2 separate regions of the Mus musculus genome follow, and region 1 is linked to region 2. The links are chromatin loops, found by intact Hi-C in ENCODE. Cell type or tissue: left cerebral cortex. All regions are shown on one strand. Links, peaks and the distances in the headings refer to the core of each region. The heading gives the core; the rest is flanking DNA.

Region 1 (5,515 bases), core at 1,258-3,757, 460 kb before region 2:
GAAGTTAGGCATCATCTAGCTTCTTTCATTCACAATTCTCCCCGCTAAGTTTACACAGTGAGTGAATTTTGCACCATAAGAATGGGTGGATCCCTAGAACTAATTCTGTATCACGGGCAAGGTACACTGGAAGCGTTTTGCTCTACTACAGAATCCAGGCACTTCTTCATTTGTACATTAGTGGACATCCTTCTGCCCCAAGATATAGGTCATGGGAAACACAGCCCACATTTTGTCTCAGATTTCCAACCTTGCCCAAGAGTCTGCGATCATCCAGGGGAGAGACACCTGTGCCTTGGAGACCTAGGTGAAGTGCTCAGCCTCTGTGCTCATGGGGCACACATTCTTGCTCTCTCATCCTCGTGCCTGCCTGGCAGCCCGCACCCACTCCACAGCACTGGCCAGGCCTGAGAACACGGCGGGCTAAGGCGGCCAGGAGAGTGCGCTTGCACTTCGCACACCCCTCCCCTCCGCAGCAGCCTCCTGCCACTCAGGCGACTCGACTTGCGGCCCCGCCCAATGATAGTCCATAGTCTCCGCGTGCGCCCCGCCCTCGGACCCCGCTTCCAATAGGAAGCCGGCGGGGTTGGGCCGCACGGGCATCCTCTCCAGCTGAGGCCACGGCCGGAGCCTGGCTGGGGCGCGGGAGAGGCAGGTACCAGCGCGGTCTGCGCAGCCCCAGGCGCTAGAGCTGCGCTCTACGGTGGAAGAACGGTTCCCGGGGGAGCCAGGGACCAAGGCGTCGGAGCGGGCGGAAATTGCGCCTGACCGGGCACGGTCCGAAGTCCGCGCTATGGGAGAAGAGAAATACTTGCCTGAGCTGATGGCAGAGAAGGATAGCCTGGATCCATCTTTTGTGCACGCGTCGCGCCTTCTGGCGGAAGGTAGGACCGGCTGGGCTCCTGCCAGCCCCGGCAAGGCGAAGTTGGGGAGGGCAATCTCTCAGCTGGGCAGAAACTGTCCCTGAGAGCCCTTTCCTAATGCAGGAGGCACAGTGCTGGATGCCTGGCTCCTCGGAGGCTCAATTAGCCCTGAGGTCTAATGGCAGAGTGATGCGACCTGTTAGGGTCCTGGACAGGGAAACTAGCAAGTGTCAGGTGATCCACCGGGACCTTGTTACTTTGCAGAAGCCAGCAAAATCAGTTCAGGAGTAAATGCGATCCATGGAGTGTTCTGAGAGTATCTTGGTCACAGATTAACGTTATTATATATTTATTTATTTATAATATATATTTTTCCTTCTGCGTTTCAAAGTGATTTTGATAGCTTTTAATAGGTATTTTCCCTGGAAAGTCTTAGAATTATTCAACAATAAAGTATGCATGTTCGTATATTTATGTGAGCGTGGTAAGCAGAGGCTAAAGTGCTTATAAATGTAATCGAAACGTGATGATTGGGTACTATGCAAGATACTGGTCCCTAGGAACGCTCCATAATTGATCAACTGATTTTTAAACCAGGTGTGCGTTTTCTTTTGTGTACCTGTGATGTAGCAGAGATTCAGTTCCCAGAGGAACATCTATGTCTTGCCTTTTGCATTGCTTTGAAAGGTCGTTTGAAAAAAAAGGTACACATGAAAACTTCTCCGTCAGAAATATTAACCCAATATAGTTCCATATATGTGAAACAATGGTAGCAACTGAAGACATCCAGGATACCTGGTACCCTGCACTCTCCTATTTAACACAACTGCAGAATTTTTAGATGAATGTTTTATTAATAATGAAGTGCTTCATCATCAAACTGGCTAGAGTGTAGCTTTGTAGCCTGAGGTCTTACCCACTAGAAGAATCAGTGACATCTTTCTCTCAGCATGCCCCTCAGCATTAAGATACTTTTGAGATTTACTTGTGTATCATAGAAAGATTTTTACTCCTCATACGATTCAGAGACATTAGATGCATTTTGGCATTTTTAGTGGTTGCTATTTATTATAACCTATAATAACAAAGTATCTCATGAAAGACTGCCAGGAAAAAATGTGGAATGTGAAATACTTATCCTGTTTTCAAGGGAAAAGCTGGCTTTGTAGAGTAGTTAGGCAGTGAAATGCAATCATGTTTACCACTACCTAATAATCAAGTCATAATAAATTAAACTGAAATACTAAAGTTACGAACAGTACTCTTCTCTCCTGTTGGAGAGCAACTGCATATTGGAAAATAATGACTCAATAAACATGAACAGATTTAAAATGTGTTCTTTGATTTGTTTGCTTCAGTCAGTTCTTCAGAAGTATTTCCATTCAGTGTACAATGAAAGAAGATTCAAAATCTTCTCTGACCTGGAGCTCTCTTTGGGACAGATGGCTCAATAATTAGCTCATTTAATAATTTAATAATTTAATAATTAGCTCAATTAATGTGTATTAATTGTATTTCTAAAACTTACAGAACTAAGAGATGTAGATAAAAGTCTTACCAGGGTGAGATGCATGAGTATTTTTGACCAGTAAAAGAGTTAGGAGACCACGAAGTATCTGGTTTCCTGCTGATTTTTTCTTTCCCAAACACTAGATTTCTTCAGATTTAGGAAATCATTCTAATGTACCTTGTAATTTAATTTTTTCCCAGCAGGGGGAAGCATGGCCTGCTTTTGTAATGGGTTATTTTAAAAAGCTCAGGACTAGAAAGGCATCTCAGTAAGAAACAAAGAGGGTGCCTAAATTTCAGAGAATTCCTAATGAGAAAAGAGAGAAAGAGAAGGAAAGAGGTGGCGGCAGTAATCCTAGAGTAGTCAGATAGTTCCATAAAAAGATGCACAGGGCCGCCATCACTTCTGTAACTGTACACATGCTTACTAGAGTGTAAGGTAAGCGTGCTTTGGAGTCTCAGCGAATCATAATGCACATGTTGCATTATAGATTTTTTTCCATTGTCTTCTCAAAGGCCATTTGTGAGGGTTTCTAGGATCACTGTAGAGATTTTATTTCTCATACCTGGAAATGCTGCGTTTGAAGGCATCGGCTATAAATAAACCTGACACAGATACTCAAATGGAAGGAAAGTGCACACTGGAGTGCATGTCAGCAGTGCTGGGCAGACAGTCTTGAGACTGAGGGGGGCAGTAAGAATGATCTAGATGATTCCATTCTTTGGAATGAGTTTCGAGAGGCAGAGATATAAAGCAGGGAGCTCTCACAATGGCTTACTTTGCTTTCTGGTTAGTGATAGATACCAGCCTCTCCTTAGTTGTGCCTGCTTCTTTAAGCGTACAAGGCTGTGGGGCTTTGAATAACTTTTGTTGTTGTTCTTTTCATTGTATTTTATTTCATTTCTTTCTGTTTTGTATTTTCAGTAGGGGTCATACAAAAATAATTAAAAGACAATAATTTATGATTTTGACTATTAGTTATAGCAGATTTTGAATAATATGTGTTAAGGGGTTTGTATAATGCATAACTTCCCTGCTGTAATTACAGTTTTATGTAGTTGGCCATTTGTTATGGAAGGTGTTTCTGAATCTGCTCACGGGACAAACCCAGCATGATTCTGAAAGTTCTGGCGCAGGTCGGATTCTGCTTTAGCCTTGGAGTCACATGAGGCTATTTGTATCTATGCTACCTTAATTTGATTCCATGCTTATTTAGCCGAATTTTGTAAGTTTTCCTTCCCTGGTCCCAGTTTTCTTGTCTCAAAGAAAATAGTGAGACTAGGAGATCCTAATGTTTCCAGAATTCTTATTCACTCCCAGATGCCCTCTGCTGAGAAGAGTGATGTTTTCGGATTCTGAACAGAAAAAAAAAAAAAAGAAAGAAAGAAAGAAAGAAAAAAGTCAATAGCTGAACATTTTTGGTATTTTTCCATTCCTTCCCAGTATAAGTAAATATAGTAATAATACATTTCTTTCACCATAGCATGATTTGAGGCATGTACACGATGCTGTATAGTGGAGACAGATTCATGCTCTTAATTCTATTGAACTACTTTGAAGGCTTGGGTCTTGTATGTGAAGTACCTGTGTGAACATATGCTTGTTTTTGATTGAACATGCTGGGTGGCAGATTCATACTTCTTGATTCAATTGCAGCATTTAATACTTTCTGAAGTATTATTCAATTCAAGTAAAGATGATTCAGACAAGGCTTTCTACTCTGCATTCTTCACAAATATTAACGGATTAACCAATGTTTTAGCTAATTAGTGGGGAGGAAAAATCAAAGATTAACAAAATAGTTTTGAGCTACTCTAGGACTCTTGGTGACAGACTTGGCCTGACAACTGTAGTTAACCTTTATGTTTACAGATGCATATGGGTTTTTAAGTGTGGGAAGATGGCATCCATTTGTATTTATCACAAATGATAACGTATCAAAACCGAGCTGGATTTAAATTCTCAGTAAGGATCACTTTAAAATTTAGATCATATTCCCTAAATGTTCTCCGCAGAGCCAGGCACAATGGTTAAGTCATGGAACTTATCGACCCTATGCCTAAAATCATCTTCTGGCTAAGAAAAAAAAATCTACTCATGCAACTATTTCAGTGGACTTTCCTCTTGATGAATCTAATGTTTTTTTTTTTTTCCTCTCTGTTGATATTGTATAATCCTATTTACATTTTGAAAATAAAAACAAACATGGGCATAGATTAAATTCTTGATATCTTCAGTCTGCAGTCTAACCAATGAATAACGTAGTAAAACAATGCGTTTTAGCAATGAACAATCTGGTACTGAGTACTGACCCCTGCACAGGCTGCGCTGACGCGAAGATGCGTCTGCTTTCCTGTATGGTACTCTTTTTTTTTTTTTTTTTTCCTATCTGTAAAATGGGAAATGCAATGCGGATCAGAGAGACAATTTGAGGTAAGTATTTTTGCTTACAGTAAGAAGGGGAGAATTTTATATAAATATAAGAAACACATTTCTTTAGCATTTGAACATGTCTGCTTAACCACATTTGAGACTGGATTTGATAAGAATAGGAAAATAATTCCTACTTTGCTATTTGAATCAATGCTGAATAAAAATTTAACTCATAAACAAAATGAGAAAACAGATTTTCATGATTGCAGGGAGAGATTTTTTTTTAATGCCCCTTCCCATCAATGGTTACTTCTCAGGCTAGTTTTTTTTTTTTTCTTTTCTTTTCTTTTTTCTTTCAATGATGACATCAGATCTCATCAAGCATCTTCAGCTTACAATGCCTTCCCACTTAGCAGCTTCCTGGGTCTCTGTGTATATGCTCTGTTGTGTTCCTTACTTCCTACCACATTCAGATTACATGCCCTTCACATACAGACTTCCTATTCATGCTTCCATACTCCATGTCCATCTGACATACAGACCCCCTACCCTCACATGCAGACCCCCATGCTCATCCTAACAGGCAGATCCCATGGCCATCATCACATGAAGATCTCATGTTCATCCTCACATGTAGATTTTAATTGGGCTTACTTCTGTAAACAGACACATGACCAAGGCAACTCTTATAAGGACAACATTATTTGGGGCTGGTTTATAGGTTCAGAGGTTCGGTCCATTATCATCAAGGTGGAAGCATGGGAGCATC
Region 2 (5,515 bases), core at 1,422-3,921:
GATGTTTTAGCATGAATGGAATGACAGGCTCAGAAACTCAAGTTCCCTTCATGAGAGCTGTTGGACAAAATGGCTGCTGAATTAGGAAGAGTCAGTTTTTTTTCTTCAGGGGTATGGTCTGTGGTAGACTGTCAAGTGGATGGTCCTATTTTCTGCATGTGGCAGCAGCACTCTGTGCTTTATAAAGAAGAAGACATAAAGTTAAGGTGCAGGAATGAGGAAGAGAAATGAGGGAGAAGGTTTGGGGAGAGACTGGACAGTCAATGTGATCAAATTACATTGCATACACATAATAAAACTCTCAAAAATTAAAGAAAATTAAATTTAAAAATGTTTTGCATTAAACCGATATGATACACTGAAATACAAAACATTCTTTTTTGTTATGATTTTAAAATCATCAAAGTAAATCTACAATATGATCAATTATACTTACTAATCTGTACCATAAGCCCAGAGGATTCAATATATTTCGCTATGCTCATATTATAGCCATGTTCATTTTTGGCCTATTTACAATAACTAGAAAATGGAAACAACCTCAATGCCCTTTGGTTGATGAATGGATAAGGAAAATTTAGCATGTATATATGATGTAATTTTATTCAGCTATAAAGAAAAATGAAACGATGACATATTCCAGGTATAGAGGTAGAAGCAGAAAATATGAGTCTGAGTAAGGTCATTCAGAAGAGGAACGATGAGTGTTGCATGTTGTTATTTGTTGACCATAACTCCACATGTTTAGAAGTTAGCATGATACAAGATCTATGAAGGGAGAAATAGGAAAATGAACAGGGAAAACTACTGATGGTATAATCTCTCTATATAATTTAAAACATACATTATGAATTATATATCCCATATATATTAAATAAAGCCGTACTACTTGGTTTGACAGTTGCCTCATCAAAGGGACACAGACTATCTACTCAAAACCCCAGTCCCTAGCACAGGAAACCTCTCTTAAAATTATTGCACAGGGGAATTTAAAAGTTCCTCCAAAACAATATAGTCCATTCCTTTGCCCTTGGTTGCCTACAAGAACATGAGGCTAAGACCCTACTGCTGAGGTCTCCACAAACGGACACATGATGGTACTGAACTGGAACTTAGCTACATCTCCTCTCTGAGGACCACCTCTCATCACAGCAGAGGTGCTGTGAACGCTTCCAGGTGAGAAACACAAGCAATAGTCCTAACCCACAAATGACAGTGACCAACATGGCTGAAAGTGTCCAAGGGTACAATAGTGGCACTGGTATCTTAGAGGTAACTAACAGATTAATTTAACTGGACTTGTGGCCCACTCAGAGGGAGGGAATTCATATCCACTACTGTAAGCAGAGTCAACCATCTGTGAATGTTGAGATCATGAACACTAGGGAAAATATTCTCAAAAAATACACTAGAAACACTTACTGTGCCTCACAATGTCTGTAGTTGCTAATCATATCACATATAATAGAAGACATTAAATAAATGCTTAAGTGTTATGACTACCAAAAAAAATTAACACTTAAAATAATATCTATGTAATTCTCATTTAATAGTTATATAATTCTAAGCTGTATATATCCATCATGGATACATATACATAATTGTATCCATACATGAATAAAATAATATGTTATATACTATAAAATATAGTTTTCATTTATGAATTTAAAAGTACACAGTCATATATATGTCAAAAGAAAAATAATAAAAAGGGAAAAAAGAGTACCTTATATTAGGACAAACTATCAGAACCGGGGACATGGCCACACAAGCATGAGGTCCTGAGGCTGGATGTCCAAAATCCATGAAAAGGCCTGACATTGTATGTGAAATCCCAGTGCTGTTATGGAAGGGAGAGGAAAAGAAGCCTAGAAGCTTTAGGATCATCTACCCTGACATGTGCAAGGATAGCGTGGAGGTACAAGAAAAAAAAAAAACAAAAACAAAAACAGTACTCAAGCTGACCTTCTGAGCTCCACTGAGGGCAATGGCATGATGTGTCACTACCAATTGTACACAAATTACACACATCACACACATGCACACACACACACACACACACACACACACACACATCACATACTACCATCCACACATCGTACTTATCAAACACACATCACACACATGCATCATAAATATATCACACACTTATATATGCATATATTACATACATACACCCATACACACACCTTATATCCACACATACCACACACAGGGATTAAAACAAGCATAGGCTTTCATCCAATAGTTGCAATACAGTGAACCAGATGATTTAAATTTAGAATTTATTTTATTTTAGAAAGTCAAAGTAATGTGCGTACAGCATATTACACAATGCCCTCAGTGACATCTGTGCCCAAGATACATGCTAATAACTTTGCATGCAAGTCATTAACCATGCCTAGTGAATTATAAATAGGCATAACTAGCTTCTTGTTGCTTTGGCTTGGGATCAGCCTGCTTATTTCTGACAGAGAACTTGTGAAGGAGTAATTGGCTTCAGAGTCTGGGGATTTGAAATTAAAAATGAGAAATTCCAGAGTGTTTGAATTTTAAATTTTCCAAACTTACTTCACATAAATAGTTGTGGAATTCGGCTATCCAATACTCAATAAAACTGAATTCCTTGAGACCCGAGAAGGGAACAAATGAGAAGCAGAGGGGCCTGGCAGGGAACACATCAGCTTTTCCAAAGGCATCATCCTTCAGCAGTGCTAATGAGGCCACCATCTAGAGGCTCTGCTTTGTGCAAGATGTCTAGAAACAGAAGTGTAGCTCGGAATTGCATCTTCCCAGTTAGTGTGGTTTTCTTTCTTTTTTTCTTTTTTTTTTATTATGTATTTTCCTCAATTACATTTCCAATGCTATCCCAAAAGTCCCCCACACCCCCCCACTGCCCTACCTACCCATTCCCATTTTTTGGACCTGGCTTTCCCCTGTACTGGGGCATATAAAGTTTGCCTGACCAATGGGCCTTTCTTTCCATTGATGGCCGACTAGGCCATCTTTTGATACCTATGCAGCTAGAGTCAAGGTATTGTTGCATTTGCAAAGTTTGACAAAGAGTGGCTTGGACCTCTACATCAGAATCACTGCAAGTGAAATGTAAATGTCTGTACGCCAGCCAAGGACAGTTGAATCAGAGTGTGAATCTTCATTTTAGCATAGTGCTGTACACATTAGGGTATTAATAGAGTCACTGCCATAGACGATGTAGAGCTTTGAAAAATAAAAGAGATCTGATGTGGGGAGGTACTCTGTGTGGAACCCTGAGAACAATCCTACAGAAAGCAAGTGTGACAGGAGAGCCATTGATGACCCCTTTGAGGGAAGCTGACCGTTGACCTGGATCCTAGGAGGAGGATGAAAGCTTCTTAGGTGCAAAGAGTTAAGGTTACCATAGTCAGAGGCATGTGGTTAGGAAAGAACTATGGCTTCCTTCTGCACTGCACTGTGTATGGGTACCACTGATGGGTACCACGGGTGTTAAAAGGGGAAGGAGTCTATTTAAACATGCTGCGGCAGTGGTGCGAGAAGTCACAGAGCTCAAATTCTGACTCGCTGTTTTGCAAGAAGTCTATATACATTTTTTATTTTTTAATGTTTGTATCCTTCTCTTATATTTTGTACTTCAACCAGTTTCCCCTCGCTCCCCTCCCTCCAGTCTCTCCCTCCCACCTCCCTTCTCCCCCAGACCCACCCCTCCTTCACTCAGCATCTGCTTAAAAAAGAGCAGACTTCCCAGAGACATCAATCAAACACAGCATAACAAGCTACAATAAGACGAGGCATATATCATCACATCAAGGTTTGGATGAGGCAACCCAGTTTGAAGACAAGAAGCCTACACATAAGCAAAAGAGTTAGGGACAGCCCCTGCTCCCACTTTTAGGATTCCCACGAGAACACCAAGCTACTCAGCCATAACATTTACACACAGGACCAGGGTCAGACCCCTATAGACTCCCTGATCTCTGAGAGCCCCCATGATTCCCGTTGAGTTTTTCTGTGAGCCATGTTCTTGTTGGGTCCCTGATCCCTCTGGTTTTCTGATAGTCCCTCTTCATCCTCAGCGGAGCTGCCAGAGCTCTGTTCGGCTTTAGGACTCTGCATCCGTTCCCATCAGTTTCTGGACAATGTCTCTCTGGTCTCTCTGATGATTATTCTGCTAGGCTCCGGTCGAAATCTACATACTTCTAATATTTAACAGTAAACATGTTCCACGATATTTTTACTCATGAACAGTACAAGACTTGCCTGGCATCTGTCGCATGCTGTTTCTGTGATGAATGTAGCCTCACATGTCGTCAAAACAGAATCCCTTTTGTAAATGTATATGTTCCCTTCTCAGACTCAGTTATGCATGTGTGTTTAACTTCCAAATTATGGTGTGTGTAAATAGTTCTTGAATCGGGAGCAAGTGGATTGAGAACATTAAACAGCACAGGAGAGAATGCGCTTGTGGTTTGAATGGAGAATAATATGAATCACAGTTACAACATGGCCACAGCATCTCACTGTTTGCAGTCTCAGAGTAACCTACTATATTTAAATAAATAGGAACAATACCAATGTGTACAGCGCTGAAATCCTATTGAAACATATGAAATATGACTCAACAACAAAAAAAATATGTGTATGCATTTTAAGTTGTGTTTGTTTCAAGCCAGAGTTCAGTAAATTCTATGTAGTTGTAACAGTTCATTTAACAATGCCATGTGCCACGCACCCTAATTAATCAGTCATTTGATGGTCTTATTTCTGAAAATAATTGCTACATTCTAATAATAATTTTGTGCAACTAAACAGAAGATTAATGTTCTCATTATAAACTTTCTCACACTTCAGTTATGCAAGAAAGGGTCAAAACAAGCCAAAGATAATGAACTAAATTGGGAGTAGAGGATAAAATAGTGCCTTGTAAGAGGATTTTAGTTGAAGAAATGTCTGAGTGGTGTTAGATCCGGAAACAGTGGCTCACAGAAATCTATTTCTCTACTGCTTGATATGCAACACTCTGAAAATACCCATTTTATGTAATGACGATCATTGCCAAGCTGATAATAATTCTACACTGGATGCCTTACATAGATCATCTGTCTTGATCCTTAATCTATAAGCAGAACAAATATGTCACTTACCTCATGAATAATCATCCTATATTTCATCCTATGAACACTGATTACCATCAAATGAAACTTAGGGAGGCATGTAGAGCTATTTAATGTCTCAGAATATTTCAACCTGATATCCTCCTTGGCACTTCAACCTTTATGAATATTAAAAAACCAAGCCATGTGGCTATACTTTCATTGGTGGGAGGATCTTTCACTAAAAGCAGTCGAGCACATGATATATTGTGGACACTTTCCAGAGTTATCAGAGGTTATGCCCTTAATACTTGAGGGTTATAAAATTATTACCAATAAAAGTGAACACTGGAGTACAAAGAGATTAAATGATTTTTCCAAAATGACATATTCATAAAAACATATAAGGAAATCAATCAACATTT

The links. Peaks named below come from ENCODE experiments on the same cell type or tissue, not always from the same donor. Only the 100,000 strongest peaks of a DNase experiment are listed, where the experiment ranks them.
Region 1: a loop joins it to region 2, with 4 times the contacts of the local background. A loop is called at or near these places in 2 of 42 quality-filtered maps.

The regions. Positions count from the first base shown.
Region 1 is chr1:32,172,125-32,177,639 of GRCm38, forward strand. Khdrbs2 (KH domain containing, RNA binding, signal transduction associated 2) reads left to right here and starts at 598. Exons shown (of 9, transcript NM_133235.3): 1 at 598-884. The coding sequence starts at 794. In left cerebral cortex, for the core only: a CTCF peak has its summit at 2,572 (motif pointing right); DNase peaks (open chromatin) are centred at 1,590, 1,806, 2,637 and 3,544; H3K4me3 peaks cover 2,454 bases; H3K27ac peaks cover 2,094 bases.
Region 2 is chr1:32,630,452-32,635,966 of GRCm38, forward strand. The region is part of intron 7 of Khdrbs2 (KH domain containing, RNA binding, signal transduction associated 2); the gene reads left to right. Among named protein-coding and RNA genes, the nearest start is that of Gm24732, 65 kb to the left of the region's middle. In left cerebral cortex, for the core only: no CTCF peak of the experiment used is centred there; DNase peaks (open chromatin) are centred at 2,447 and 3,138; H3K27ac peaks cover 1,506 bases.